3 separate regions of the Homo sapiens genome follow, and all the other regions are linked to region 2. A link is an interaction called in ENCODE POLR2A ChIA-PET data of the cell type or tissue named here. Cell type or tissue: GM12878. All regions are shown on one strand. Each heading gives the region's core, and the rest is flanking DNA. Links, peaks and the distances in the headings are about the cores only.

What was found. ChIA-PET counts read pairs that join two places held together with the same protein. Peaks named below come from ENCODE experiments on the same cell type or tissue, not always from the same donor. Only the 100,000 strongest peaks of a DNase experiment are listed, where the experiment ranks them.
Region 1: POLR2A ChIA-PET joins it to region 2 with 8 read pairs; 3 of 35 experiments call an interaction of 5 or more read pairs at or near these places.
Region 3: POLR2A ChIA-PET joins it to region 2 with 6 read pairs; 3 of 35 experiments call an interaction of 5 or more read pairs at or near these places.

The regions. Positions count from the first base shown.
Region 1 is chr14:73,226,550-73,238,087 of GRCh38, reverse strand. PAPLN (papilin, proteoglycan like sulfated glycoprotein) reads right to left here and starts at 582. Exons shown (of 27, transcript NM_001365906.3): 1 at 496-582. RefSeq lists enhancers at 21-591, 1,165-1,736, 1,737-2,309, 6,110-6,179, 10,132-11,027 and a silencer at 1,653-1,947. In GM12878, for the core only: a CTCF peak has its summit at 6,035; no DNase peak of the experiment used is centred there.
Region 2 is chr14:73,395,204-73,406,741 of GRCh38, reverse strand. The region is part of intron 2 of NUMB (NUMB endocytic adaptor protein); the gene reads left to right. Among named protein-coding and RNA genes, the nearest start is that of NUMB, 58 kb to the left of the region's middle. RefSeq lists an enhancer at 8,546-9,049. In GM12878, for the core only: no CTCF peak of the experiment used is centred there; DNase peaks (open chromatin) are centred at 3,971, 5,241 and 5,627; H3K4me3 peaks cover 472 bases; H3K27ac peaks cover 1,746 bases.
Region 3 is chr14:73,512,723-73,520,622 of GRCh38, reverse strand. HEATR4 (HEAT repeat containing 4) reads left to right here. Exons shown (of 18, transcript NM_001220484.1): 5 at 1,460-1,600; 6 at 6,389-6,592. It also overlaps a transcript of ACOT1 not described here. Among named protein-coding and RNA genes, the nearest start is that of ACOT1, 20 kb to the left of the region's middle. In GM12878, for the core only: no CTCF peak of the experiment used is centred there; no DNase peak of the experiment used is centred there.

The DNA.
Region 1 (11,538 bases), core at 3,061-8,060, 170 kb after region 2:
GGCACCCCGCGTCCCCACCCCAGGAACGCGCCGCGCACCCCCGAGGCGGAGAGGCGCGGTTCCCACGGGAGGCCCGGGGTGGCCGCGCAGGTGCCGGCAGCCGCTGGGGCTCCCGGACGCTCCAGGCCCGCGGCCCAGTGGCACCTCCCGGGAGGGGCGCACGGTCTCCAGGGCCTCGCTTGTACCACGCGCCGGGAGCGGCATTCGCCTGAAGGGAAGGTCCGAGCGGGCGGAGGGTGCGCGCCGGGGCCGTCCCGCACCAGCTCCCCGGCTCTCTGCATTTCCTTTCCTCCAGGCCGGGGGGCGCGCGGTGCCGAGCGATGACCCTGCGCCCACCTCCGGAGAGCGAGCCGGGGCGGGGTCTTCTCTGCGGCCCCCACTTTCTCCGACACCCCCGTCGCCGTGAGCCAGGCGAGCAAATTCCTGCAGAAGCCCCGGGGTGCGGGGTCCCCGCCGCTGGGCGCCCGGGGGCTTCCAGTCCCTCCGCCTCCCTACCTGTCTTCGCTGGCGCCGGGAGGCTGCAGCCAGGGCCGCTCCGTCGGTGCCCGCCCAGGCCCAAGCCCGCGAGGTCGGCCGGGCCGCAAGGAACGCCCGCAGGGGTGGGACTTTCTCTCTCCGCCGCTGCCTGGCCTCACCCTCCACCCCGCCCTGTCTCACTTACCCACCTCCAATCCCCGTGGGAGGACAGAGCCCTTCGTAGAGGCCCTCGTGGTGACCGGTGTTGCCCGGGGCCTCCACCCGCTTGGGTCTGTGCCAAGGCTTGGCTCATCCTCCACTCTGGTCACCCCGTCTGTCCTCTCTTGGGTCAGCGCCAGTCACCTCTCCAATCCCATTTCCCCTTGCCCAAGCCTTCTAGCTTTGCCCTATCCGCTCCTCTTCATGCCTATCCTACACACAACACACCTGTGTCCAGCCACCACCTTCTCCACCCCTGGATCCTATTCTTCAGCCGCAACTGAGTTTCTCCGCACACGCTGCTGTTACCCATCTCCCAGCACGTTTTCTCACTCAGAATGCGCTCTCCCAATCCCCTCTACCTCTCAAACCCGTAGTCAGCCCTCAAAACCTTGGTCAAATGTCACTTTCCTTCCTTTCTTCTTTCTTTCCCTCCCTCCCTTCCTCTTTTCTTTCTTTCTACTTTCCTCCCTCACTTTCTTCTTTCTTTCCCTCCCTCCCTTCCTCTTTTCTTTCTTTCTACTTTCCTCCCTCCCTTTCTTCCTCTTTCTTTTCTTTCTTTCTACTTTCCTCCCTCCTTTTCTTTTTTTTTTTTTTAGACGGAGTTTCACTCTTGTTGCCCAGGGTAGAGAGCAATGGCTAGATCTTGGCTCACTGCAACCTCCGCCTCCTGGGTTCAAGCGATTCTCCAGCCTCAGCCTCCCTAGTAGCTGGGATTACAGGCGTCTGTATGATGCCTGGCTAATTTTTGTATTTTTAGTAGAGACAGGTTTTCACCTTGTTGGCCAGACTGGTCTCCAACTCCTGACTTCAGGTGATCCACCCACCTCGGACTCCCAAAGTGCTGGGATTACAGACGTGAGCCACTGCGCCCAGCCTTCTTCTTCTTTTTTTAAATAGAAACAAGGTCTCGCCCAACCTGGTCTCGAACTCCTGAGCTCAAGCAATCTTCCCACCGTGGCCTGCCAAAGTGCCACCGTGCCCAGCATGTCACCTGCTTTTGAAGCCGTCTCCACACCACCCCAGGCCGATGGGGTGCATGTCCTGCTCCCTCGGTTTCTGTCCCTGTTGCTGTGATTTGCTCAGCTGTGAGTCCCGGGGGGCAGGGCCTGCAATGCAGCCCCACCACCTGTGCCAGGGCACTAATTAGCATCAAGGCAGGGGCTCAACGCATGTGATCAACTTCATTTGTTTTCCTGGTTGTCCTTTTTCACAACCAAGACACTCTTTGCCTACCATTCTTTTTTTGAAACTGGAATTCACTCATCTTTAGAAACTGGTCCTGGACACGAGGGAGGTTGGGGGGAAGAAGTTGGGGAGAGGTTGGGGGTGGGGTGGTGGCAAAGGCTGGTCCCCTTCCCCCACGCTGTTCTGCCTTTAGCCCCTTGCTGGCCCTGCCACTTCTCCCTTGGCCTCATTTGGGCAAAGAGAAGTCACCAGCGGGAAGCTCAGCCCCACTTCAGCCCCCTGGCTCCAGCAGCTGCCTGTTTGGACAAAATGCTTATTAGAACATGGCCAGTTTAAATCAGTTTAAATCAGGTGCATTTCTTACCTATCAATGAAGACAGGAGGAGCAGCAGCTGTAGCGGGGCCCCTGGGGAGTTGTGTGAATTCTTAAGCAAAGATAAAGCTTGGCAGAGAAAGGGGAGTGGAATCATGCAGCCTCTCTAAAGAGGAAAAGCGCTTCTTCCATTCAACAAGCCCCACTCCCTGCCCCCACCAGCTGGGACTTTTCTGAGCTTGGTCAAAGGTCCTCTGTTAAGTGGGAGGAAAATGCTTCTCCCGCTGCAGGGTGGGGGAAGCTGAGGCCCAAGGAGCTCACTTTCCTGCTGTGTCCCTGCTTTTCCTATGATCCTTTCTTCTCAGACACCCAGGGCTGTGATTTCTTATGCCTCACGCCAGCTGCAAAGAGGACTCTGAGGTTGGGAGGCAGAACCCACACTCAGTGGTAAGGGACTGTCTTAGACCCACCAGCCAGGCCCTAGCAATTACTGGCTTGGGCAGGAATATTCTCTTTAAGCCTCATTTCTCCTCTGCTTACCTCACAGAGATGTGAACAGAACTGATGCATTAAAATAGGGTGGTTTAGAAAGAAGATTCCAGGAAAAAGTGTAAGACCTTCCTTCCTATTGTCAAGTCCCCTCTGTGCTGGCTCTATGCCACTCAGTGTCTGCACCTGAGACGCCCTCGCATTGGGGGTTTGGGGTAGCCTGGGGCGGAGGCAGACCTGGACTGGAAGGCTGCTCTGCTTCTCACTGTGTGTGTACTTGGGCAGGTCGGGTCACCTCCTTAAGCCACAACTTGCTCACTTGAGACTCATACAGCAGGTGGTAGAGTAGGGAAGTAACTGGTTTCCATAAAATTCCTACTAGATGCAGAATAAAAGTTAGTTCTGATCTGGGCGCAGTGGCTCATGCCTGGAGTCCCAATACTTTGAGAGGCTGAGGAGGGAGGATTGCTTAAGTCTAGGAGTTCAAAACTAGCCAGGGCAACACAGTGAGACCCTCCATCTCTACAATTTTTTTTTTAATTAGCCAGGTATGGTGGCAGTTGCCTGCAGTCCAAGATAGGGGTCCTCAATCCCCAGGCCACGGACCGGTACCTGTCCATGGCCTGTTAGGAACGGGCACACAGCAGGAGGTGAGCAAGCATTACTGCCTGAGCCCCGCCACCTGTCAGGTCAGTGGCAGCATTAGATTCCCACGGGAGCATGAACCCTGTTGTGAACTACTCATGCAAGGGACCTAGGGTGTGCATTCCTTAGGAGACTCTGATGCCTGATGATCTGAACAGGATCAGGCTTTAGACTGGAACAGTTTCTTCCCGAAACCATCCCACCCCGCTCCCAGACCTGAAAAAATTCTCTTCCATAAAACTGGTCCCTGGTGCCAAAAAGGTCGGGTACCACTGGCCAAGCTACTTGGAAGGCTGAGGCAGGAGGATCAATTGAGCCTGGGATGTCGAGGCTGCAGCGAGCTATGATTGCACCACTGCACTCCAGCCCGGGCAGCAGAGCAAGACCCTGTCTCTAAAAAAATTTTTGTTAAATTTCTGTCCTGTGCTCCCGCCATGTGTATCCTCAATTCTCTACATTTTCATATCTCCACAGATTGCAGATCTAAGGATGAGGCTAAGAAAGAAGTGGCCAGATCTCTTTGTGTGGTTGGGTTGGGATGGAAGGCTGGAGAGAAGAGAGAGGGCAAAATGCCAAGAGCCTCGGGGCTCCCAGGATTCACCTCCTCCAGGAAGCCTTCCTGTACATCTGGCTCTGCACTCCCATCGGTGCCGGGCTTTGCCCTAGCACTTTCAAACTACTGCAGTGATGTAGTTGTTTCTCTTTCTCTCTCATAATTGTGAACATTGCAAGGGCAGAGATCCATTTTCATGTTATACCCTGGACCAGAGGTTCATGGTGGCCCTGAAGGTTTGCCTCAAGAGAGGGGCTTTGAGAAGTGTAACTGGTGACCAGCTTCCAGTGGCTGCACTCAGCCCCACACCAGGTTCTGAAGACTCCCCCTGCACCTCCTCCTCCCCGCAATTCATCTTCACAGGCGCTCCCCTGTAGATCTCTCGCACATCTAGTCCCGTCTCAGCCTCTGCTCTCAGAGGGCCTGAACCAACCCTTGCGGTTCTTGGTTGCACATCACAGAAAAGGACTGAGTCAGCTTAAACAGGAGAGTTGCTTAGAAGAGAGGCAATGGGAGATCGCAGATTGACAGGAGGGCTGAAAATCAGGCACATGCTTGGGCTGGACCCCCGACAATGTCCTAGTTGTAGTCCAGGAGCAGTTCCAGTTAGGATCTATGCTGCTCTTCCGCTGGACGCTGAACTCGTGTCACCACCAATTTTAGGCAATGCTGACACATGCCTAGAAAAACCCTGAAGCGTCCTTGTAGACTCACTCCCCACAGGAACATGCCTGTACCCTGATGGCCAGGACCTGAGAAACAAGAATTGGCAGGGTCCCCAGGTGGAAGTTCAGATGGCAGCTGCCCCAGAAAACACATGTCCACCAGGACAGGGTATTTGTTGAACTCCCATTGAACTGAATTTAGAGGATGCTGCTTCCCTCTTCCTTCATTTGGAGGTTGTTCATCCAAATATCTGAGTGCCTACGCTGCGCTAGAAGCTGGGAGAGACCGGCCCAGTGGTGATAACTGTTTAAGCTTCAGCTTGCTGCAGGAGGCAGCACTGCTGTGCAGGTGGATTCTTTCCCATGGCGTTTGGTGTAGATGCTCCCACCATGGCTGTTTTCAAGCTACCAAGGTGACGTCACCAGACGTGGAGTTGGGAAGAGATGCAGTCAGCTCTCCCAGGCGTGGGCTCCAGCTCACTAGGTCTGCTCGGGGAGTTTACACTCTAGTGGGGACTTGCATTCTAGTGCTGTGTGTGTCAGTTTAGACTAAGCTGAGTTTTACAATCAGAGTATTCAAACATTTTTACGATAAAAGTCATAGAACCGATGCCACAGCCCACTAGGAATCCAAAAGGAAAAAAGATACTCCACATCAGAGGCTGCTGCATTTATTTCTCTAACGTCTCCCCACCCCCCAATACATATATTCATTTCCCTTAATACAGTCATTCAAACGCTGGGAACGGCGGGAAGGCGAGGGTCAAAACTCCACTCCGTGCTGTGCTTCCAGACGCCACCTCAACCTTCCTTCCCCCATTGCGTTGCCATATCCAAGTCAGCTCTTTGAAGCACCATGCCAGACCACTGGAGTGGGAATTCAGGGCTCAGTGTGTCTGACAAGTGGCTGTCAGGAGATAAGCCACCTGGCCTTTGGAGGGGAGTTTTACCCTTAAAGCTGAGACAGAAATATATAATAGCTCCTCCCACCCTTCCTGCAGACAAGAAGGCCATCCAGAGGGAAAGAACAGGAATTCCTGGGATGTCCCCTCAGTGACACCAGGCCCACGCTGACTCGGATCCCGGAAAGGGCACCGGGATGCGGGAGAGGCTGTGTGGAGGCAGGACAATGCCTGGGGAAGGAGAGCAGAGACAGTGGGAAAGGAAGGGGCTTTCCAATGCTGTTTCTGACTAGCTCCCAGCCAGCAGCTCCAGCCGGCAGAGATCTCATCCCCTCTGCCCACAGGGGAACACAAACTCCTACCACAGCGACCCCAACCACGGCCTCCTTTGGAGAAGCTGGTTGAGACATTAAGGGAGCTGCTGTGAGGAACCCACCCTCACTTCCCAAAGGGGAGAGCAGCTCCTGGCCCAGACCCCACAAAGGTCGGTGTAAGGTGTGGAACCAGCTCAAGAGCACAGGCCCGGAGCATGTCTCTGGGCCTTGAAGCTCCAGGTGGGCACCCCAGACTCCCAGGCAAGCCTGGTGTCCTGTGGCCGCCTGGTGGCCCCTCGGATGGTTGCAGAAGGCAGCAAGTCCCTGTTCTCTTGTGATGAATCCAGTGAGCCAGGCTCTGAGGTCCCTGGTGCTGTCCCTGGGGGGCTGTCACGGACAGGGGCCCTGGATTGGTAGCCCCAGAGGCCAGCAGTCAAGGCTGTTTAGATCCTTTTGTCTTGGTCTCACCCTCCACCATGCTCCTGGGACACTTCTCATCTACCCTGTGGCTTCAGCCTCTGTACCTGAATGGTTCTCAGCCCAGACATTGAGAGACAGCCTGTGTCTCGGGCCAAAGACCTGGAAACACAACCCAGAAGTCAGTGGGCCAGTGCCTCGCAATCCTAAAACAAGACTTCCCCGAAGCTGAAGGGAGAGGAAATAATTTTTCTTTTCTTTTCTTTTCTTTTTTTTTGCTGCAGTGCTTCTCTAGCTCTCATTTCTGTGGGGACCTGTTATCCTGGACCCCTACTTTATAGTATAATGCCACGGAAAGATGTACAGACACAAAACGGGGTCTAAGCTCTTTATTTTTACAGCTTTCATATCACTGTTAATTCTATATATCTAGGTCCCAATCCCTTATCAGAAACTCTTGAGGCCAAACGTGTTTCAGAATTGAGAATTTTCCAGGCTTTAGAAGTGACTAAACTGCATATTATATAATACTCCCAGCAGGCTGGAAGCCCTCTTTTCACCATCTCGGCTCACTGCAACCTCCGCGTCCTAGGTTCAAGCGATTCTCTTGCCTCAGCCTCCCCAGTAGCTGGGATTACAAGCACACACCACCACACTCAGCTAATTTTTGTATTTTTAGTAGAGATGGGGTTTCACCATGTTGGCCAGATTGGTCTCCAACTCCTGACCTCAGGTGATCTGCCCACCTTGGCCTCCCAAAGTGCTGGGATTATAGGCATGAGCCACCGTGCCTGGCCAGAAGCCCTCTTTTTATGTTTATTTTTTTGAGACGGAGTTTTGCTCTGTTGCCCAGTCTGGAGTGCAATGGTGCGATCTCGGCTCACTGCAAGCTCCACCTCCTGGGTTCAAGCGATTCTCCTGCCTCAGCCTCCCGAGTAGCTGGGACTGCAGGCGCATGCCACCACGCCTGGCTAATTATTTTGTATTTCTAGTAGAGACGGGATTTCACCATGTTAGCCAGGATGGTCTCGATCTCCTGATCTTGTGATCCGCCTGCCTTAGCCTCCCAAAGTGCTGGGATTACAGGCGTGAGCCACCGCGCCCGGCCAGAAGCCCTTTTTAATCAAAACAAATCAACGAGCAAAACCGCCGCACATACACACTCATAGCTCTGCGGCAAAACACACAAATGTCCTCCTAAAGGGCATAAAGTTCAGTCAGGTATTACGGACACATTGATAAGAAACCTTTCAGTTTTCAGAGCTTTGTAAATTTTGCCCATTAAACGCAATATAACGCAGAGCAGATGGGATTCAGATGAGCAGCATTTGTGTGATGTGGTGGGCGGGGTGGCCTACTGGAATCACCTCCTGGTGGTGCCATGAATGTGGTCCAAGCTTGGGGGCAGGAAGTAGGGAGGCACAAAGCCTGGGCAGTCTTGGGTCTACCACTCCTGGCTGTAATATCTCAGGCAAGCCAACCTTCCTGCATGGCAGTTTTCTCATTTTTAAAAGACAATAGATTGATGTAAATAAAAAATAAATACTAAAATTGAAAATTCCCAGGAATCCACCACCCCAAACTCTGAGAACAAAGTGAGGCAGCAGAAAGCTGGAGGTGGCATCCTCTCTGAAGGGGAGTGGCACACACCCGTGTCGACTGGGGCCTCCAGCGCAGGCCTCCAGGCAGCATTGGCACTGAAAGGCAGACTGTGACGGGCTGTCCTGCTCGGCCAGAGTTGGGAGCTGAGGCCTGGCTGGTCAGTGTCTCTCGCACCAGAGCTTGTGACCTTAGCATCACAGGAAGACTGAATAAATAAGGCACAGCTTCTGGGAACATCAACTTTAGGAGTGTGTATGGTGGTGTCATATATTTTTGGTGATGGTTTTTTTTTTTTTTTTTTGAGATGGAGTCTCACTCTTGTCACCCAGGCTGGAGTGCGGTGGCACGATCTCGGCTCACTGCAACCTCCGCCTCCCGGGTTCAAGCAATTCTCCTGCCTCAGCCTCCTGAGTAGCTGGGATTACAGGTGCCTGCCACCATGCCCAGCTAATTTTTGTACTTTTAGTAGATATGGGGTTTCGCCATGTTGGCCAGGCTGGTCTTGAACTCCTGACCTCAGGTGATCTGCCCGCCTTGGCCTCCCAAAGTGCTGGGATTACAGGCGTGAGCCACCATGCCCAGCCGTTTTTTTTTTTTTTTTAACATTAAAACACGTCTACAACAACATGCATGAACCTCAAGGACTTCACGCTAAGTGAAATAAGCCAGTCACAGAAGAATGAATAGTGGGTCGTTCCACTCCTTGTGAGGTTCCTGGAGTAGTCAAATTCACAGAGACAGAGCTGGAATGGGGGTGCTGGAGGCTGGGGCGGGGAGCTGTTTTGTGGTGAGGAAGGAGCTCTGGAGATGGGCGTGTGATAGCTACACATCACTGTGAAGGAACTTAATGTCACCAAATGCACACTCAAAAATGGTTAGGATGGTATATTTTATGTTGTATTTTACCCAGTAAGACAACAAAAAGCATATATTATGAAATAAAACTTTTGGTTTTGGTAAAACTCCAGAGAACTCTCCACCTAAGGCTGCCACCTTGGACTGTGTCCACATCCCTCAGTGTCTCTGTCCTCTGTTGCTTGAGCAGCTTTAGTGAGAAAGTTGAGAAAGGTTGTGAGACTGCGCTACCAAGGCCCACTCAGACGAAGATTCGGTTCATCAGAAATGGGGTCCAGTGCCCCCGTCCTTGACAGTGCTGGAGGCACAGCCTCTCCCACTTACCTGCGGGCAGTGACTCTGGGAGCGCTCCTCCTCCTCTGTAAAATGGGGCTAACAGGCCCTACCCATAGGGTGGGGTGAGGACAGGAGACAATGCCTGTGATGGGCTTGGCATAGTGTCTGTGGCATATTAAGGGACATGCTCAAGGGACATTGGTTTTATGAAGCAGTACCTTCCTCTGTGGCTTTTCTTGGTTAAATGTGGGGTATGTATTAACAACCGCCCTATCCTTTATTCCCCCTGCATCCAATGTGGTGACAATGACCCAGGACAAACCCATACATCTCTCCAGATGTCACAAACGTGAACTGGGGGAGGAATCCTGTTTGTATTCATCCTGACCACCATTTATAAATTCAGGTCTCCTGAAGGGATAAGGCTGGTTGACTTCGGCTCCACACTCTCCAGCACAGCCTTGTAAACAGGGGCAAAAGCTGGTTAATGTTTGTTCTTACTCACAACAATTCCCATGCACATGACCTATTGACATCATTCTGCATGGAAATCCCCTCCCGCAGACCCCGCAGCCACCCCTACAGTCCTTCACTGACTCACCATTTATTGGGCAACTGCCAGGAGTTTAAGAAATGGGACGGCGCCCAAGCTCCCTGGAGGGTCAGGCAGTGGCAAGGTGGCCCCTCGGTCTGTATTTGCCATCCTTAGCTCCTGTCACCGGGCTCGGAGGCATCAGGGTGACCCATCCATTTCCCTTTGCCTGTCCAGGCAGCCAGAGTCTGCAGACAAGGGCGGGGCTCGCTCTGAAAACGACAGGGGCGAGGGAAGACTCGCCAAACCACAGGGAAATGAGAGAATCAGGTCCCCAGCCCCTCCCAGCCCGGGGCAGAATCCTCCAGCAGAGCCATCTGGCAAGGAAGGAGCTTGGAGTGAGAAAAATGCGCTGGAGGTGGGCCCCATCCAGGGAGCGAGGAGCGGAGGGAGGGGCTGCGGGAACATCTGGGTTGGCCAAGTTCCCAGTGGGAAGATGGGGTCAGATTTGTCTTCAGCATTGGGGTGGGCCAGGGGGCCCTCCGCGGAGTGGCAAGGCCTCACCCTCTTTCCCACCGCTATGGAGCACTGCCAGGAAGAGAGAGGGTAAAGGAGCCCATCAGTTGACTGGCAGAGCAGCGGGGCTCCAGGCGGGGTCTTGGTGGCACTCCAACTCTGAGACTTGGAATGGGCCTCCCTTCACAGGAATGTTTACCAAAGTATGTTTTGATTTAAAAACAAAAATCAATTCATGCAATAATTACCAAATGCTTGGAGCACCTTGGCGAACCGTGTTATTACATATCTTTAATGACAAAAGCTGCATAATCACTTATAACATGTCTATGCCTTTATCCATAGTGCAAGAGGGGAAAGAGGGAATTCTGGTCCTTGACAATTGAGAAAACAGAGTCCTCAAAGATGACCTGCCATGTGTGTGGACAGGCAGAGGAGCCGGTCCCTGTCTCCTCCCTCAAGTGGGCTGCACTGGCTCCATCGCCATGGGCCCATCTGACACATGGGGCACCCTGGCTCAGTGGGCAGCACCCTACATCGCCAGTGCAAACAGCCTGTGCCGTCAACAGCACATTAACCCAGGCAGGCTGGCTTCACTTTCAGGTCTGACAGAGGCCAAAGGGCCTAAAATATCCTGAAATTAATTTCTGGATGCCCACAGAAGTAACCTGAGAGCCAGAGAAGGCACATTTACAAAACGTGAAACACTGGCTGGGCACGGTGGCTCACGCCTGTAATCCCAGCACTTTCGGAAGCCAAGGCGAGCAGATCACCTGAGGTCAGGAGTTTGAGACCAGCCTGGCCAACATGGCGAAACCTCGTCTCTACTACAAAAATTAGCTGGGTGTGGTGGCGGGCGCCTGTAATCTCAGCTACTCAGGAGCTGAGGCAGGAGAATCACTTGAGCCCAGGAGGCAGAGGTTGCAGTGAGCCGAGTTTGCGCCACTGCACTCCAGCCTGGACGACAGAGCGAGACTCCATCTCAAAAAAAACACATAAAAATAAAAATAAACAAACAAACAAACAAACTGTGAAGCACTGGCTCAGCTCTCCCAGCCCTGGCCTAGGGGGCAGATATGAAATAAACCAAAGTGAAGGCAGACACCCTTGCAACCGAGCATGGCCTCCAACACCCTCACCGTGTCCTCAGACTGTGCTTGGGCCTGTGCAGGTTCCCCAAGATAAAAAGCCCTTCCCCTTCTGCTGGGATGTTCCAGTCCTCAAGCCTGGTGACATTTTAAACTAGATGACCTTGGAGCTGGGTGATTATAGAGAAGATCCCTGAACTGGGAGCAAGGGGGAAAGGAAAGCTCGGCTAGGAGACACCAAAACAAGGCCTCCCGAGCAGATGTCCCCTGAGGGAGGAGGAGGCATGGAAGCCATTTTCGACATTTCAGAAAATCTGAAGAACTCATACATTCATGTATAAATTTATAAACTATAAATTATAAATTTATAAATCATACATCTAGCCCACATAAGTTAAAACTCAGTTATCTCACTAAATAAGTTTAATACTATTTTATGATATATGTGGGTAAATCTGATTAGTAAACAGAAAAACCAGTTATTACAAGTCATAGGACATTTTTAAAA
Region 2 (11,538 bases), core at 3,184-8,183:
GATGTGGAGAAATAGGAACACTTTTACACTGTTGGTGGGAGTGTAAACTAGTCAACCATCGTGGAAGACAGTGTGGCAATTCCTCAAGGATCTAGAACTAGAAATACCATTTGACCCAGCCATTGCATTACTGGGTATATACCCAAAAGATCATAAATCATGCTACTATAAAGACACATGTACATGTATGTTTATTGCGGCACTATTCACAATAGCAAAGACTTGGAACCAACCCAAATGTCCATCAATGATAGACTGGATTAAGAAAATGTGGCACATAGACACCATGGAATACTATGCAGCCATAAAAAAGGATGAGTTCATGTCCTTTGTAGGGACATGGATGAAGCTGGAAACCATCATTCTCAGCAAACTATCACAAGGACAGAAAACCAAACACCGCATGTTCTCACTCATAGGTGGGAATTGAACAATGAGAACACTTGGACACAGGAAGGGGAACATCACACACCGGGGCCTGTCATGGGGTGGGGGGAGGGGGGAGGGATAGCATTAGGAGATTTACCTAATGTAAATGATGAGTTAATAGGTGCAGCACACCAACGTGGCACATGTATACATATGTAACAAACCTGCACGTTGTGCACATGTACCCTAGAACTTAAAGTATAATAAAAAAAAAAAAAAACAAAAATATGTTAATATTCTGTGGAGAATATTGGTATTTTTGTTTTAATCTTCTGTGGGTTGTGGTTCCATATAAATTCAGTTTTCTGAGCTTTGGCAGTGTTATTCAGATCTGTCCCACAAGTGTTCCACCCATTGGTCAGTCTGGGATCTGGGTGTAGGTCTACTCATTATCTCAGTTATCAGAGTTTTTATTATGCCAATTGGTATCAGATGCATACCTACACAGGTTGAGGATGAGCCCAGCAGTTCATAAACAACATTATGGGGTCACTTTCCTATGGACAGAGAGAGAAGAAAAAAAACCCAAAACAACAGAGTTTGTCCTGCCCACTTGGAGGCACGGCTCCACAGGATGGAGAGAAAGGTTCCCTTCCTTCAAAAGTTTTGTTCCTGGAGGCTTTCCATTCCCAGATTCTTCTGTTGTTGCTGCTGCCCCCACCATGGATGACCTGGGGACTGACACATGAGAGTATGGAGTTTTCCCAAGCTGCTGAGCACAGTGGCTCACACCTGTAATCCTAGCACTTTGTGGGGATGAGGCGGGAGGATAACTTGAGCCCAGGAGTTTGAGGTTGTGGCGAGCTGTGATTGTGCCACTGCATTCTAGCCTGGGCAACAGAGTGAGATCCTGTCAAAAAAAAAAAAAAAAAAAAAAGAGAAAGAAAAAAATACCTAAAGGATTTCCCTCATCTTCTCTGAGCTGTAGGAGTTCCCTTTACGGGCCTTGAGCCAGAGCTAGAGGGTTCTGTTTCTCTCTCTGCCTGCACCATTGTGCTCACTTCTGGGTTTTAGGTTGTGTTGAGTTCAGGCTGGAGGATACTAGAGGAAAAAAATGATAAACTCACAGCTAGTTTGGGGATAGTTGGAATTCTGTTGATTTCCCTGGATCCACCTGTGATATTTACTTTACAGCATCTTCAAATAGCTGTTCATGCATTCCATCCCAGTGTTATAGTTAACTGGAAGATAAAGGGAGATATATTTACTTCATCTTACCAAGCGAGAAATCTTCCCAACATTTTTAACTTTTTGTTTTGAAATAATTTTCTCACGCCTGTAATCCCAGCACTTTGGGAGGCAGAGGCGGGCAGGTCACAAGGTCAGGAGTTCGAGACCAGCCTGGCCAACATGGTGAAACCCTGTCTCTACTGAAAATATAAAAATTAGCCGGGCTCAGTGGTGCGTGCCTGTAATCCCAGCTACTCTGGAGGCTGAGGCATAAGAATTGCTTGAACCCGGGAGGCGGAGGTTGCAGTGAGCTAAGATCACACCATTGCACTCCAGCCTGGGTGACAGCAAGACTCCGTCTCCAAAAAAAAAAAAGAAAATCATTTTAGATTCACAGAAAGGTATAAAAATATGAAAATGAAGTCCTATATGCCCTTTACCAAGTTACATAGCTGTAGTACAATACCAAAACCAGGAAATTAACATTAACACCAACTTTTTATTATGAAATATTTCAAATGTACAAGAATGTTGTAAGACATATGTTGAACATCTGTATATCCCCCACTGATATTTCAATATTTTTTCACATTTTCCCATGCTTTATATGTGTATTCTAATATGTATGTATCCTCTTTTATATAAACCACTTGAAAGTAAGTTGTAGACAACATAATTTACCTCTAAATACTTGAGCATGCATCTTCTAAGAAAAAGGATATTATACTTTATAAACATTTATTATTGAATGCAAACTATTTTTTCCTGTAACCCCAAGACCCTGATCATACCTTAACTATGAATTTTTTTCAACAAGAGTCTTGACGTTCCAGGGCTTTTGTTTTGAAGCATGTTATTATTATTATTATTATTATTATTATTTTACCTTTTTTTGTTTTTTGAGACATAGCCTTGCTTTGTCACCAAGACTGGAGTTCAGTGGCACAATCTCAGCTCATTGCAACCTCTGCCTCCCAGGCTCAAGCGATTCTTGTGTCTCAGCTTGCCAAGTAGCTGGGATGACAGACATGCGCCACCATGCCTCGCTAATCTTTTTTTTTTTTTTCAGACGGAGTCTTGCTCTGTCGCTCAGGTGATTTCGGCTCACTGCAACCTCCGCCTCTGGGGTTCAAGTGATTCTTCTGCCTCAGTCTCCTGAGTAGCTGGGACTACAGGGCCGCGCCACCATGCCTGGCTAATTTTTGTATTTTTAGTAGAGACGGGGTTTCAGCATATTGGCCAGGCTGATTTCAAACTCCTGACCTCATGATCCGCCCGCCTCGGCCTCCCAAAGTCCTGGAATTACAGGCATGAGCCACCATGCCTGGCCTCTTTTTTTTTGTATTTTTAATAGAGACAGGGTTTTGCCATGTTGGCCAGGTTGGTCTCAAACTCCTGGCCTCAAGTGATTTGCCTGCCTCGGCTTCCCAAAGTGCTGGGATTACAGGCGTGAGCCACCATGCCCCGCCAATCTCTTGAAGGCTTATATTATTGTTCAAGGATGTGTCCCTTCTGATGACATACTTCTGGTAATTATCTTGAGAGTCTGGGCTCTTACCATGTGTGCAATTCAGAGCCCAGGGAGCTCCCCGATTCTGTATTCTTGTCTCTCATTCTTTCCTCAGCTCAGGCTTCTCACAGCTTCCTGAGCAAATACTCAGAATAGTCCTCATCAGGAGATTGTAATTTTGTCAGACTAATTTAGGACTAGTATGTGACTTTGTTTTTAATTATTAGCCAGGAAGTTACTTACAGTTAAAATTGTGGTGGAGTTTCTGATATGGTGATATATAATGGGTGAATCAGGCTGTAAGCAGTTGAAAACCTGACTATAAAGCTTACATAAATCTGAAGTTGGCAGCTGCTCATGTTGCTTTAATGGTTCAACATTGTTGGGGCCTATGAATTTGTGATTTGCTTGGCCTTTCATGGTCTTAAGATGGCTACTGCAGGTCCAGCCTTCCACCTACATTCAAGGAAGAAGGAAAAAGACTATGCCAAGGAAAAGCTTTCTTATTAGTGATTCCAGCAAGTCACTTCTGATGTTCCAAGGGCCAAAATTGGGTCATATGGTCACCTCCAGCTGTTTTCGTCTTTTGGCCTCTGTAATGAGAGGCAAGGAGGGAGTAGGGATTTGGGAATGGCCTTTTGAGTAACCAGTTAACATCTGTCACAGTTATATGATTACATTTATTTTATATCAAAATTGTGTTTGTTTGACTTCAATGTGATGTTCAGCACATAGGTGCTTTATTATTACATAATACACATTTAACTGGGTAGTGTGGAGAACCAAAGGACTAAAAATAGTAAAGATAATTTTAAATTTAGTTGTGAAAGTGAGCTTTTGATAACGCAAAGTGAAACTTGGCTTGAATCTTGAGACCTTGGGCAAGTTACTGAGTTTATAAGCTTCTGTTTCCTCATCTGTAAAATGGAATTAATAATATCTGACTTTCAAGGCAGTCGTGAAGTGTGAAGGAGATAATTTATGTAAAGTACCTAATACAGTGCCTAATACATTGGAGGTGCTACAATGGAAGATATTATTATTATAATTGTTTGGTATGTGGACATTGGGGTAGAGTGAGAGAGCACAGACTTTATAGTAGAAGATTATATTTGATTCCTAGTTACACTACATAGTTGTGTGTTCTTAGGCAAATCAATTAATCTCTCTGAGATAGTAATATAGTGTGTAATCTCTGAGGATTGTTAGATTAGATATATCTACAGTGCAATACTTTATGGGCTCTCAGTAAAAGGCATCTGCTCCTGCTATTTTTAGTTATTATTTTTATGTTTTAGGATCCATATAACAGATAGGGAATCAGTCATTTAATTTACTCTAGAAATGTATTTGTGATCAAGGAGATACTGTTGATTAGTAGTATTTTTCTCCATCTGTTGAAGAAAAATAGCTGCAGAAACTGGATTTGAATTATGAGGTCTTTTCCCACCATGATAAAAAGTTTTTAGCCAGGTGCAGTGGCTCACTCCTGTAATCCTAGCACTTTGGGAGGCTGAGGCAGAGGAATCACTTGAGCTCAGGAGTTTGATTGCAGCCTGGGCAAACATAGTGAGACCTTGTCATTACAAATAATTCTAAAAAATTAGCTGGACATGGTGGTGCGTGCACGTGGTCCTAGCTACTCACGAAGGCTGAGGCAGGAAGATTGCTTGAGCCCAGCAGTTTGAGGCTGCAGTGAGCTCTGATTGTACCCCACTGCTCTCCAGCCTGGGTGACAGAGACCCTGTCTCAAAAACAAATTTAGGCCGGATGTGGTGGCTCACGCCTGTAATCCCAGCACTCTGGGAGGCCGAGGTGGGCGGATCACAAGGTCAGGAGATCGAGACCATCCTGGCTAGCACAGTGAAACCCCATCTCTACTAAAAATACAGAAAATTAGCTGGGCGTGGTGGCAGGCACCTGTGGTCCCAGCTGCCTGGGAGGCTGAGGCAGGAGAATGACTTGAACCTGGGAGGTGGAGCTTGCAGTGAGCCAAGGTCATGCCACTGCACTCCAGCCTGGGCGACAGAGCGAGACTCCGTCTCAAAAAAAAAAAAAAAAAAAAAAAATTTAGTCTTACATATTTTGTTAGTGGTTTCCGTTGTACACATGGATGTGCTCTGGTGCCTTTGACATGAACCTTCCAGATCTGTACTTCTTTGTTTTGTTTGTTTATAGCCAGTTAGTCATTATTGGTTCATGAGTACCATCCCCTGTTTTTTTTTTTGTTAGTTTTGGAAGACTTAATTTTTTTAGAACAGTTTCAGGTTTATAGCAAAATTGAGCAAAAAAAATACAGAGAGTTTCCATATACCTGTTGCCCCCACAAACCCACAGCCTTTCTTACTGTCAACATTCCTTACCAGAATAGTACACAGGAGATATAAGAAAAATCAAACCAATACAAACTCAGTATAACACAGCACCTCTGGTCACCAAAATGCGTGGGGATTTCTATCTACCAGCAACCCAGTCAATTCTTTGGCAGACACCAGCTGGGTATCCTACATTTTAACTCAATTCTGACATTATTTACTTGGAGATAGAATCAGATCCCACAGGTTGAGGGCTCAATCCCCTACTTAAATTGCAAGCCCCACGTTGTGTCCTGTGCTTCTGGCTGATTAGCCATAAATTGGGGTTACCACAGCTCCCTCTTTTGGTTCAATTAATTTGCTAGAGTGGCTCACAGAACTCAGGGAAACACTTCATTTACATTTATTGGGTTATCATAAAGGGTATTACAAAGGAGACAGATGGAAGAGATGCATAGGGCAAGGTATGTGGAAAGGGGCATGCCATGCCTTCTTCAGGTGTGCCACCCTCCTGGAACCTCCAAGTGTTCATCTATCCGGAAGCTCTCCAAACCCTGTCCTTTCGGGTTTTTATGGAAGCCTCATTACATAGGCATGATTGATTAAGTCATTGGCCATTTGTAATCAGCTTACCCTTCAGCTCCTCTTCCCTCTCTGGAGGTTGGGGGCAACCCTCTTATCATGCCTTGGTCTTTCAGGTGACCAGCCCTTATCCTTGAAGCTATCTAGAGATGTCCAGCCACTGTCATCTCATTAGCATGTAAAAGATACTCATCACTCCAGAGGTGCCAATGGTTTTATGAGGTATATGTCAGGAAAGGGCAAGAAGACCAATTATATGTTTCATAATTTGTTATAATCGATAAACCCACATTGACACATTATTTTCACCCTAAGTCCTTAGGTTACATTAGAGTTTATTCTTGGTGTTGTACTTTCAAGGATTTTGGCAAATGTAATGACATGCATCCACCACTGTAGTATCATGCAAAATAGGTTTACTACCCCAAAGATTCTCTGTGCTCTGGCTGTCCATCCCTTCCTCTCACCTAACCTTTGGTAACCACTGATCCTTTTCCTGTCTCCATAGTTGTGCCTTTTCCAGAATGTCATATAGTTGGAATCATATGGTATATGTAGCCTTTTCAGATTGGCTTCTTTCACTTAGTAGTGTGCATTTAAAGTTCTTTCATGTCTGCTCTTCATGACTTGCTAGCTCACTTGCTTGCTTATTCATTTATATATTTTTACTTTTTTGTTTTTTTTTGTTTTTGTTTTTGAGACAGAGTCTCACTCCATCGCCCAGGCTGGAGTGCAGTGGCACGATCTCAGCTCACTGCAACCTCCATCTCCTGCGTTCAAACGATTCTCCTGCCTCAGCCTCCCGAGTAGCTGGGATTACAGATGCCACGACATCCAGCTAATTTTTTTATTTTTGTAGAGATGGGGTTTCTCCATGTTGGCTAGGCTGGTCTTGAACTCCTGACCTCAAGTGATCCACTGGCCTTGGCCTCCCAAAGTGTTGGGATTACAGGTGTGAGCCACCATGCCTGGCCTGTTTATTTTTTAGAGACAGGCTCTTGCTGTGTTGCCCATGCTGGAGTGCAGTGGTGTAGTCATTGTTCACTGTAAGCTCAAACTCCTGGCCTCAAGCAGTCCTCCTAGTTTAGCCTCTGGAGTTGTTGGAATTACAGATGTCAGCCACTGCATATGGCTAAGCCTTTTTTTCTCTGGCATATTTTTTTTTCTTTTTTGAGACATAGTTTCTCTCTTGTCGCCCAGGCTGGAGTGCAATGGCACAATCTCGGCTCACTGCAGCCTCTGTGTCCTGGGTTCAAGCAATTCTCCTGCCTCAGCCTTCCAAGTAGCAGAGATTATAGGCATGCGCCACCACACCCGGCTAATTTTGTATTTTTAGTAGAGACAGGGTTTCTCCATTTTCGTCAGGCTGGTTTCTAACTCCGGACCTCAGGTGATCTGCCCGCCTCAGCCTCCCGAAGTGCCAGGATTATAGGCGTGAGCCGCTGTGCCCGGCTCTGGCATATTTTCAGTCCATAGCTGGTTGAACCCATGGATGTGGAGGGCCAACTATTTAATATGCTTAATGTAAGTAAGTGCTTATTTTTGAAATATTTTCATATTGTTTTGTGTGTATGTGTTTTTAATCCGTATAATGGTATTATGCTGTGAATCTATTTATTCTTTTTTGATCAAAAAAAGGAATTATGGAAGCGCATACTGTATTTGTAAATCTAGTTTACAACAACTGACTGTTGTATAATGTTCCATTGTATATGTATTTCCACATTTTACTTGTATGTTTCTCTAATAATTGATACCTAGGTGTGTTGAAAACTAAAACAAATAGTGCTGCTGTGTACATCCTTATGCATATATCCTATTGATATGTGCAAAGGTTACTCTAGTATATACCGAGAAAAGGAATTGCTGACTTGTGGCCCGTACACATACTTAATTTCACTAAATATTGCCAAGTTGTTTTTTAGAATGGCTACCCAGTTTATGCTCCCACCAGTAGTAAATTAGAATTCCCATTTCCTTAAATATTCACCAATATTTGGTCTTATCCATCTGTTTAGCCTTGTCAATCTGATGGGAATAAAGAAGTATATTGTTTTAATTTCTATTTCTGTGATTGATTGTGAGGTTGGGCATCTTTTCATTTACTTGTTACAATTTGGGTTTCCCCTGCTTGGTGACTAAAAAAAAAAAATACCCAAATAATATATATTTGCTGTAGATATTTTTGAAAATACAAATGGGCAAATATAAAAAGATCATCTATAATACCCTAATCCAGAGATAATTGCTATTAACCTTGGCTATATTTTTCTGGTCTTTAAACACACACACACACACACACACACACACACACACACACTCTCTCTCTCTCTCTCTCTCTCTGTGTGTGTCTCTCTCTCATATACAAATATGTAGTTTATTAATGGGATTATATACACAGTTTTCTTACATTTTTTCCTTTCACAATAATTTATGACCATTTCCCCATGTTGTTAGAAATTTTAAAATATCACCATTTAATAGGTGCATATTCCATTTTATAGCTTTAAATTATTTAATCTTCTATTGTGGGATATTTAAGCTATTTTTGATTTTTTTCCGTTAACAATTTGGTGAACTGTTAATCAGACCTACATTTTTATGTGGCAAAGCTAGTGGGATTATATTCCTGCTCTTTTTGTGAAACTGGGTTTTATAGCACATGCATTGCAGGCTGTCTTAGGCTATTTTCCGCTTGGATTCTAGGGCAGCTGTTAATGCTTCGTTTTGTAAACAGACACTTCTAGCCCTTGATGCTCCAGGGCTAGAGTTCAAAGACTTCTCAGCTGGGCCTTTACCATTCTTTCTTTTTCCACTTCATCAAGGCCAGGTTAACACAGAAGGAGAGTGCAGTAGTAGACTTGTTCTTAATGTTTAAATATCAATGTCTTCTTTAGAGGGGGTGCAAAACTTCCAACTATACAGAACTCTTAATCCAAACCTTTATAGACACATATATGAATGAATGTATGTGTGTGAATATTTAATGACCAGAAAGATATAGCCGATGCAAATAACTTCATTTTTAATTGTTAATAGATTTTTATTATAAAAGTGAGAATGCTCATAAAACAATTAAGAAAATACAGGAAGACATTAAGAAAATCCCTAAAATTCTTTTACCCAAAGATAACTGCTTAATTACCATTTTGCCTTATATCTTGTTAGATATTTTTCTAGTTAGTGTGCTTGGACCAGCTAGCACTATCTCACCAGAGCCAATAATTAAGAAGTTATGCAAGCCCAAATTGTTGGTAGCTTGATATTAGCAATGGTGGGATCAGCTACATCAGTGAATTTGGCAAATGCTACAAAGCAGGGCTTCTTTCTCCCCGCTGAATTCCTCCCCAGGCTGGCTTATCAGTACACCACTGCATGCATATATATCATATCAATGAATATAGATCTTCATTTTTAATGGTTTCATAGAAGTCCATTTTTTAGATCAATGATTCTCAGCATGGTCCTTGGACCAGAGATACCAGCATTACTTGGGAATTTGTTAGAAGTGCATATTCTTGGCCTCCACCCAGACCTACTGAATCGGAAACCTGGTTTGGGGGCCCAGGAATCTGTGGTTATTTTGTTTTGTTTTGTTTTGTTTTTTTGAGACGGCATATCACTCACTCTGTTGCCCAGGCTGGAGTGCAGTGGTGCGATTTCAGCTCACTGCAACCTCTGCCTCCCGGGTTCAAGTGTTTCTCCTGTCTTAGCCTCCTGAGCAGCTGGAATTACAGGTGTGCGCCACCATGCCTGGCTAATTTTTTGTATTTTTAGTAGAGACAGGGTTTCACCGTGTTGGCCAGACTGGTCTCAAACTCCTGACTTCAAGTGATCTGCCCAACTCAGCCTCCCAAAATGCTGGGATTACAGGCATGAGCCACTGCGCCAGCTGCTATCTATGGTTTTACAAACACTTTAGGTGATTCTGATACATGCTAAATTTTGAGAACCACTGGTATAGATATACCGTAAATTATCTGATTGGTCTGATGATTCTGTGTGAAATATTCCTCAATATATGTTCATTTTAAGGTCTTTAGTTGCATATTGCAAAACTGTATTCTAAAAAGGCTGGTGGCTCACACCTGTAATCCCAGCACTTTGAGAGGCTAAGACAGGAGTATCAGTTGAGCTCAGGAGTTTGAGACCAGCCCAGGTAACATAGCAAGGCCTCGTTTCTCCAAAACAAAAAAACAACAAAAAAAATACACAAAAAAACTAGCCAGGCCTTGTGGTATGGGCCTGTAGTCCCAGCTGCTCTGGAGGCTGAGGTGGGAAGATCCCTTGAGCCCAGGAGTATGAGGTTCCAGTGAGTTATGATTGTGCCACTGTACTCCAGCTCGGGCCACAGAGCAAGACCTTGTTGCTTAAACACACACACACACACACACACACACACACACACACACACCCCTAATAATTAAAGTAAATAGATAGATTAGATAGATGGATAGATGGGTAGATGGATGGATAGAGGGGCAGGCTGGCTAGGTATGGTAGCTCATGCCTGTAATCTCAGCACTTTGGGAGACTGAGGCAGGAGGATCACTTGAGCCCAGGAGTTTGAGGTTACAGTGAGCTATGGTCGTGCCACTGCACCCCAGCCAGGTGACAGAATAAGTCCCTATCTCTACAAGAAATAAAAATAAAAAATTAGCTGGTGTATGGCATGTGCCTGTCTCTAAAAAATAAAAAAAATAAAAATAAAAAAGACTATGTTAGTTTTCATTTCTACCTGAAGTTGATATCAACTCCAATTTAGACTTATTTTCCATATATAGAAGAAACAGCTATGTTAAGGATTTTATTTCTCTTTCAGCTGTGTCTGTATCCATCTAGCCATTCTAGAACTCAATTCACCTTCATTGTCTTCAACAATAATGTATTTTAAGGTTATTTCCATTTTTTCAAAGAGGACAGTTGAGACACAGGAAAAACTATGCATTGCCTGTAGAACACCTAATGTCACGTGTAGCTATACATATGAATACCTACTTTTAATCCCTATGTGAATGATTAACCTATGTTTCATTCCTCATCTCTGGCACATTAACATCATTCTGGAATAACCCCTTTTAAATTTAATTTAAATTTTAATATTTTATTATTTTACAGACAGAGTCTCGCTCTGCCACCCAGGCTGGAGTGCAGTGGTATGATCACGGCTCACTGCAGCCTTGACCTCCCGGGCTCAAGCAGTCCTCCCACCTCAGCCTCCCAAGTAGCTAGGACTATAGGGACACACCACTGCCAGGCTAATTTTTGTATCTTTTGTAGAGATGGGGTTTTGCCATGTTGCCCAGGCTGGTCTCAAACTCCTGGGCTCAACCAGTCTACCTACCTCTGCCTCCCAAAGTGTTGGGATTATAGGCATGAGCCACCACGCCCAGCCCACCACCCCTTTAAAATGTATTAGGATTCATTGCAGCATTTATTCACAATAGCCAAGATAGGAATCAACCTAAGTGTCCATCAACAGATGAATGGATAAAGAAATGTAGAGAGTGTGTGTGTATGTGTGTGTGTGTG
Region 3 (7,900 bases), core at 2,786-7,785, 110 kb before region 2:
CTAAAGAGGCAATGAAGGGTGGAACTGTAAAGTTGGCAAGACTTTGGGAACAATCCATCTCTTCTCTATCTACCCTTCTCCCTTCTCTCACTTCGAGATATTCTCCCACTTCGAGATATTCTCCCACCAAGGTGCTATGTTGGAAAAAATCAGGGCTTTGGAGTCAGGCACATTTGGGTTTAAATCCTGGCTCAGTATTTTTTTAGTAACCTTCAGTAAATTATATAATTCCTCTGAGCCACAAGTACCTTATTTGTGAAGTGATGTTAACAAAAATGCACTTTGAGTAGAGTAGATGAGAAAGCATCTGTAATGCTTCTTGCTCAATGTCTGTTTAAGGTGTTCAGTAAATGTTTGCCACCTTCCCTGTCCCTACTGCTGTCCCTTAGATGCCTGGGCTTCCAGGATACTCAATCTAGGTCTTCGTGTTCCAAGCTGTTTCTTCTTCCCAAGCCCCATCTTGTTCCTAAACTGCTGCAGCTGAAAGTCTTCTCAAAGTGTTTAACAAAATTACTCTAAGTATTCATGACTGATGAGATTAATTAGGTGCCTCTTTTTTAGTATCTAGCTTTTTATAAGGGATAAGGCCTCTAAGTGGTTACATAGGTTCTTTTCTTTTGTTTTCTTTTCTATTGAGACGGAGTCTTGCTCTGTCGCCAGGCTGGAGTGCAGTGACACAATCTTGGCTCACTGCAACCTCTGCCTCCACCTCCCAAATAGCTGGGATTATAGGCGCGCATCACCACGCCCAGCTAATTTTTGTATTTCTAGTAGAGACAGGGTTTCACCATGTTGGCCAGGATGGTCACAATCTCTTGACCTTGTGATCCGCCCTCCTTAGCCTCCCAAAGTGCTGGGATTACAGGCGTGAGCCATGGTGCCCAGCCGGTTCTTTTCTTATTTTTGAAATGGTTTCACTCCCATTGCCTAGGCTGGAGTGCAGTGGTGCTATCTTCACTGCAACCTCCACCTCCCAGGCTCAACTGATTCTCCTGCCTCAGCCTCCCGAGTAGCTGTACCCAGCTAATTTTTGTATTTTTTGTAGAGACGGGGGTCTTACAGTGTTGCCCAGGCTGGTCTCGAACTCCTGATGATGTGATCCACCCACCTCGGCCTCCCAAAGTGCTGAGATTACAGGTGTGAGCCACCACACCCGGCCATAGGTTCTGCCTTAGGAAGGAAATCACCATCCTTGGCTCCCAGGCCTCTAATGAGGTGACTAGCTATGACATTTCCTTTTTCTTTTTTTTTTCCCCCACAGACACTATAGTGATTTATCACTGTGATATTTCTAAGCAATGGTCACCTTCAAGGGATGCCCCAGAGTATGGCAGTCATGGATCCTAGGGGCTTAGATTAGGGCAAAAGGAAGTTGGGTCTGATCCTGGTGATTAGGAACCCAGGGAGAAAGGAAATAGGGAGGTTATAGGGGACTCATTGTTTCTTTGTCTGTTCACAGATGAAGTCCAGATCATCCACCAGATTGGTGCAAAGAGAGACCAGATTGTCCTGGAAAACCTAAATCGGTACAACAAGCAGCTATCTAAGGTCTTCCCTGAAACTCCAGAAAAGTGGAGTGCCCAGGCAATTCCTGAAGCATGTAAGCAGGAAGCTAACAGGGAAGGCAGGGGTTAATAACGGGAATGTGGCTACTTCCCATCATTACCCACTATTCATGTGCTAGAGCTCCCAGTTCATGGGCTGAAGCACCATTAGCATCTAGGCAATCCCCTTTCTACGTACTAAAAATAATCTCACAAAATTATAAAATACTAACTATAACTAGGAAGAGCCTCACAGGAACATACAATCACTTGAGATCTGATATAACTTAGGTATAACCAAGTGGTTTAGGGCCACTAGTTACCAATAAGGCAGCTCCTATCTCAATGCTAACAGGGAAAGTGCACCTAACAGGGAAAGTGCATCAAACTCCTGACCCAGCATTCTGCCCTTTTCCCTTGGGCTGGCTCTACCCTCCCACTCCACACTCAGCCCACCCATACCTGAACTTTCACAAGTTCATCATTCTTCACTCTGTAAGACAAAGAGGGAAAGAAGGTGACCAAGAAATTAGCTTATGAAACAAAATGTGCACATCTTCCACAAGACTCTATTTCCCATGACTCTTTGTAGGATTACTGTTCAGATGGGCCCAGTGGTGTGCAGAAACTAACAGCAGTTGTCACCCATTCCTTTTTTTTTTTTTTCTTTTTTTGGAGACAGAGTCTTGCTCTGTCACCCAGGCTGGAGTGCAGTGGCGTGATCTCTGCTCACTGCAACCTCCATCTTCCTGGTTCAAGCAATTCCCCTGCCTCAGCCTCCAGGGTAGCTGGAATCACAGGTGCATGCCTCCACACCTGGCTGACAGGGTTGCCTGGCCTGCTAGTTGTGCCTTTGCATCCACTTGGCAAGAAGTCCTTCCCTGGGCTCAGTCTATCCTTGGAGGCACAGGCACATTCTGTGCCTGCTGTGGAGGCACCCGCCAGACAGCTGTGGACAGCCACAGGATTTCCACACAACCTGGCTTTGTTTTTGAGATAAAGTCTCGCTCTGTCGCCCAGGCTGGAGTGCGGTGGCGTGATCTCGGCTCACTGCAACCTCCGCCTCCTGGGTTCAAGTGATTCTCCTGCCTCTGCCTCACGAGTAGCTGGGACTACAGGTGCGCGCCACCACACCCAGCTAATTTTTGTATTTTTAGTAGAGACGGGGTTCACCATGTTGGCCAGGATGGTCTTGATCTCTTGACCTCGTGATCTGTCCACCTCGGCCTCCCAAAGTGCTGGGATTACAGGCGTGAGCCACCGTGTCCAGCCTCTTTTTCTTTTCTCCTTCCTCCCTTCCTTTTTTTCCTTCCTTTCCTTCTCCCTTTCCTTCCTTCATGTCTCCCTTTCCTCTCTTCCCCCTTCCCCTCCCCTTCCCTCTCTCTCTTTTCTTCTTCTTTTTTTTTTTTTTTTGACAGGGTCTCACTCTGTTTCCCAGGCTGAGCACAGTGGTACAATCATGGCTCACTGCAGCCTTTACCTTCCTGAGCTCAAGCAATCCTTCCACCTCACTCTCCCGAGTAGCTGGAACTACAGGTGCACACCACTATACCCAGCTAATTTTTGTAAAGACAAGGTCTTGCTGTGTTGCCCAGGCTGGTCTCAAACTTCTGGGCTCAAGTGATGCACCCTCTTCAGACTCCCAAAGTGTTGGAACTACAGGCATGAGCCACTCTCCCAGCCAGAGGATTCTTTTTCAATAACAGCTTTATTGAGCTTGAATTTACATACTATAAAATTAATCCTGTTAAACCATACAATTTGATGAGGCAGGCAGATCGCTTGAGCCTAGCAGTTTCAGACTAGTCTAGGCAACAAGGTGAGACCCCGTCTCTACAAAAAAATACAAAACTTAGTTGGGCATGGTGGCACGCACCTGGAGTCCCAGCCACTCGCGAGGCTGATGCAGGAGGATCAGGGCCACAGGTGTGCACCCTACACTCAGCTAATTTTTAACTTTTTTAGAGATAGGGTCTCACTATGTTGCCCAGACTGGTCTCGAACTCCTGGCCACAAGGGGTCCTCCCACCTTAGCCTCCCAAACAAAGTGCTGGGATTATAGGCATGAGCCACTGTACCCTGCCAAGAGTCATTACTTTGTGTGCTCCCTTTAGATCGGCAGTCCTCAACCTTTTTGGCACCAGGGACCGGTTTCGTGGAAGATAATTTTTCCACAGACCAGCGGGGTGGGGATGGTTTGAGGATGAAATGGTTCCACCTCAGATCATCAGGCATTAGATTATCATAAAGGGTGCGCAGCCTAGACCCCTCACATGTGCAGTTCACAGTAAGGTTCATGCTACGTGACTCTAATGCCACTGCTGATCTGACAGGAGGCAGAGCTCACTGGTAATGCTTGCCCACCCACCACTCACATCCTGTTGTGGTGGCCCGGTTCCTAACAGGCCATGAACTGGTACAGGCCCATGGCCTGGGGGTTAGGGACCCCAGCTTTAGATGACTGTTGATGTGGAAGATGGCTAGTGGATGTGTTTCTATCCAGCTATAACCCAAAGGACTGGAACCAAAGTAAAAGTTGGCAGTTGTATTTTTTATTCCTATGAGGTTAAATATCAGAGATCTAAGACTTGCTCACCGCAAATCCATTTTAACTCCTTGAGCAGAGGGATATAGGAGAAATGGGGTTAATTCAGCTACTTCTCATCTCTTCAGGAGGGATTTCAAATCGCCTGAGAGAAGTCGGGGAGCGTCACATGGCAAAGTGTGAGCTGGCCTGTCAGAGGTGGTTCCACAGCTCCTAGTTGCACACACCCTACCCCAGAAAGGAGGGAGGCCTCAGCAGAGTGGCTGAGTCCCCCAGCACGTCCAAGCTGGTGGGGACCATTTGGAGGAGATGCATTGTATGGGCATCTTTGCTAAACTGCCCTGGAGTCTCACAGGACTCTTTTTTTTTTTTTTTTTTTTTTTTTTGATGACTGTTGATGTGGAAGATGGCTAGTGGATGTGTTTCTATCCAGCTATAACCCAAAGGACTGGAACCAAAGTAAAAGTTGGCAGTTGTATTTTTTATTCCTATGAGGTTAAATATCAGAGATCTAAGACTTGCTCACCGCAAATCCATTTTAACTCCTTGAGCAGAGGGATATAGGAGAAATGGGGTTAATTCAGCTACTTCTCATCTCTTCAGGAGGGATTTCAAATCGCCTGAGAGAAGTCGGGGAGCGTCACATGGCAAAGTGTGAGCTGGCCTGTCAGAGGTGGTTCCACAGCTCCTAGTTGCACACACCCTACCCCAGAAAGGAGGGAGGCCTCAGCAGAGTGGCTGAGTCCCCCAGCACGTCCAAGCTGGTGGGGACCATTTGGAGGAGATGCATTGTATGGGCATCTTTGCTAAACTGCCCTGGAGTCTCACAGGACTCTTTTTTTTTTTTTTTTTTTTTTTTTTTGAGATGGAGTCTCGCTTTGTCACCCAGGTTGGAGCGCGATCTCAGCTCACTACAACCTCCGCCTCCCCAGTTCAAGTGATTCTTCTGCTTCAGCATCCCGAGTAGCTGGGATTACAGGCGCCCACCACCACGCCTAGCAAATTTTTGTATTTTTAGTAGAGACAGGGTTTCACCATGTTGGTCAGGCTGGTCTCGAACTTGTGACCTCAAGTGATCCACCCGCTTTGGCCTCCCAAAGTGCTGGGATTACAGGCATGAGCCACTGCACCCCGCCTCACAGGACTCTTTTTACATTAGAAGAAAGAAATGTTATGTCTTCCTTGCTCAAAGGAAAGAATTGATTCAGAGCAAATCTAAAGGTGTTAAGAGTCAGAATGAAATCTTGGAAAAAAACAGAAATGGCTGATAGTGACTGATTAGAACATGAGACTAATAGGCAGTGTGAATAATGAATTTAGTACATCTGGAAATGTTTTTATCATTTTTCCCTTCCCCTTCTCCATAGAGCTTTTTTTCTGAGAAAGAGGCTTTCTAAATTTGACACCATGAAAAACATTAAGTTCAGAAAATATAACTATAGTTTTTTTTTTGTTTTTTTTTTTTGAGAACGGAGTCTCACTCTGTCGTCCAGGCTGGAATGCAGTGGTGCAATCTCAGCTCACTGCAACCTCCGCCTCTCAGGTTCAAGTGATTCTCCTGCCTCAGCCTCTCAAGTAGCTGAGACTACAAGCACATGCCACCATGCCCGGCCAATTTTTTGTATTTTAGTAGAGACGGGGTTTTCACCGTGTTAGCCAGGATGGTCTCGATCTCCTGACCTCGTGATCTGCTCGCCTCGGCCTCCCAAAGTACTGGGATTACAGGCAAAAGCCACCGTACCCGGCCAACTATAGCTTTTCTAACTATATCTAATATTTACGGCTTCTTCTGTTCTCAAATTTCTGTTGTCTTGAGGAAAAACTCAGAGATGTTAAAATCTTTAAAATTTCACAGCTTATAGCACTATTATTCTCCCCAAATTAAAAACATTAAAAGGAAAACTTAATACTTTAGAAATAATGGCCAATGACACTAAATTGCAACGTATCAAATATTATGAGCAAATCTCGTTACATATAAACATATTTATGTTCCTAAAGATTTAGGTTCCTAAAGATAACCTTTAAACTTATAGAAAGGTTTGTAGATATCTCAATTTCCCCCCACAAATCTCTCACCCCCATCATCATCATGGCTTACCATGTCTAGTCAGGACTTTCCATAATTCCCTGTGTACATGTACTCAGTTCCCCATATAATCATGGGGAAATTCACTCTTGAGGGTTTTGTTTTGCTTTGGTATTAGTCAGGAATAGGAATGGGATGCAAGCTGGGGCCACTGTGTGGCAGGGCCTAAGGCAGTGGGGTGAAAAGACCTCACACTGCCACGTTGCACAGCTTACAGACCTGTGCAAGGAGCCCTGCGCTGGACTGCTTTGCCCACCCCCGCCAAGGATATGCTGCTGCAGGTGGGTGAGAAGGATGTGCCTATTAAGACCAGGAGATTGAAGAAGCAGGCAAAATCACTGCAGGAGGATGTGACCTGGGAACTGGTGGTCCTGCGGAGGATGCTGAAGGAATGGAAGACTGCCTGGGCTCTGAGTGAGTGAAGGGAGGTCCTGTGATACTGTACGTTTGTGAGAAGTGGTTCTCATCTGGGACTAGGCTTTCTCAGTCTTTGAAAAATCCATCCCTCCTTTGTGAAATGTAAAAATCTGGTTGCCTCATTAAGGCTAGACAAGAGCCTTTCACACATTGGGTGTTAGATGAACTTCAGTTAACATATATCTGGGTGCTTTTTGCATGGATGGGTATTACTTCAGTAATTTGTGGAAACTCATTATTACACTGCAGACTCTTCAGAGGCAGAGACCATTTTTTTTTTTTTTTTTTTTTTTTTTTTTGGAGACGTAGTTTCGCTCTTGTTGCCTTGGCTGGAGTGCAACGGTGGGATCTCAGCTTACTGCAACCTCTGCTTCCTGGTTTCAAGTAATTCTCCTGCCTCAGCCTCCTGAGTAGCTAGGATTACAGGCACCCGCCACCACACTTGGTTAACTTTTTGTATCTTTGGTAGAGATGGGGTTTCACCATGTTGGCCAGAGTGGTCTCAAACTCCTGACCTCAGGTGATCTGCCCGCCTTGGCCACCGCGCCAGCCCTTTTTTCTTTTTCTGAGATGGAATTTCACTCTGTTGCCCAGGCCGGAGTGCCATGGCACTTGATTTGGGCTCACTGCAACCTCTACCTCCCAGGTTCAAGCGATTCTCCTGCCTCAGCCTCCCAAGTAGCTGGGACTATAGGCATGTGCCATGATGTCTGGCTAATTTTTGTGTTTTTAGTAGAGACACGGTTTCACCATGTTGGCCAGGCTGGTCTCGAACTCCTGACTTCAGGTGATCTCCCCGCCTTGGCCTCCCAAAGTGCTGGGATTACAAGCATAAGCCACTGCACCCAGGCGACCCTATCTTATTGTTTTCCAAACTTTATGCTCAGCAAATGATGTATGAAGGGAAGAACAAAATATGCTGTCCAACCATTGTCCATGTCATAGTTGACTATGGTATCAGCAACCCCTCTCCAAAATTCATTCGTAGAGTTGGGGCTATCCTATACCTACTTTGCCTTCAAAGATAGGAGAGTAGAAGTCTGAGTGCCTGGGACAAAGTAATGGCCTGGCAAGGACTGTTGAAAGCTATGGTATTTGAGAACTCAATAGCTGCTGGCTTTCAGAACATGATAGACAAGCTTAGTTAGTGCAGGAAAAAGAGAGGCAATCCATTAGGTAAACTGGATCAGATAAACAATAACAAAAAAGACTGAAGGAAACACCTACAGATAATAGGAGCTTTGAAATAAAAGTCTGATACCTGCCAAAAGAGTATTTAGCAACTAAAATGAGGAAGATGTTGAA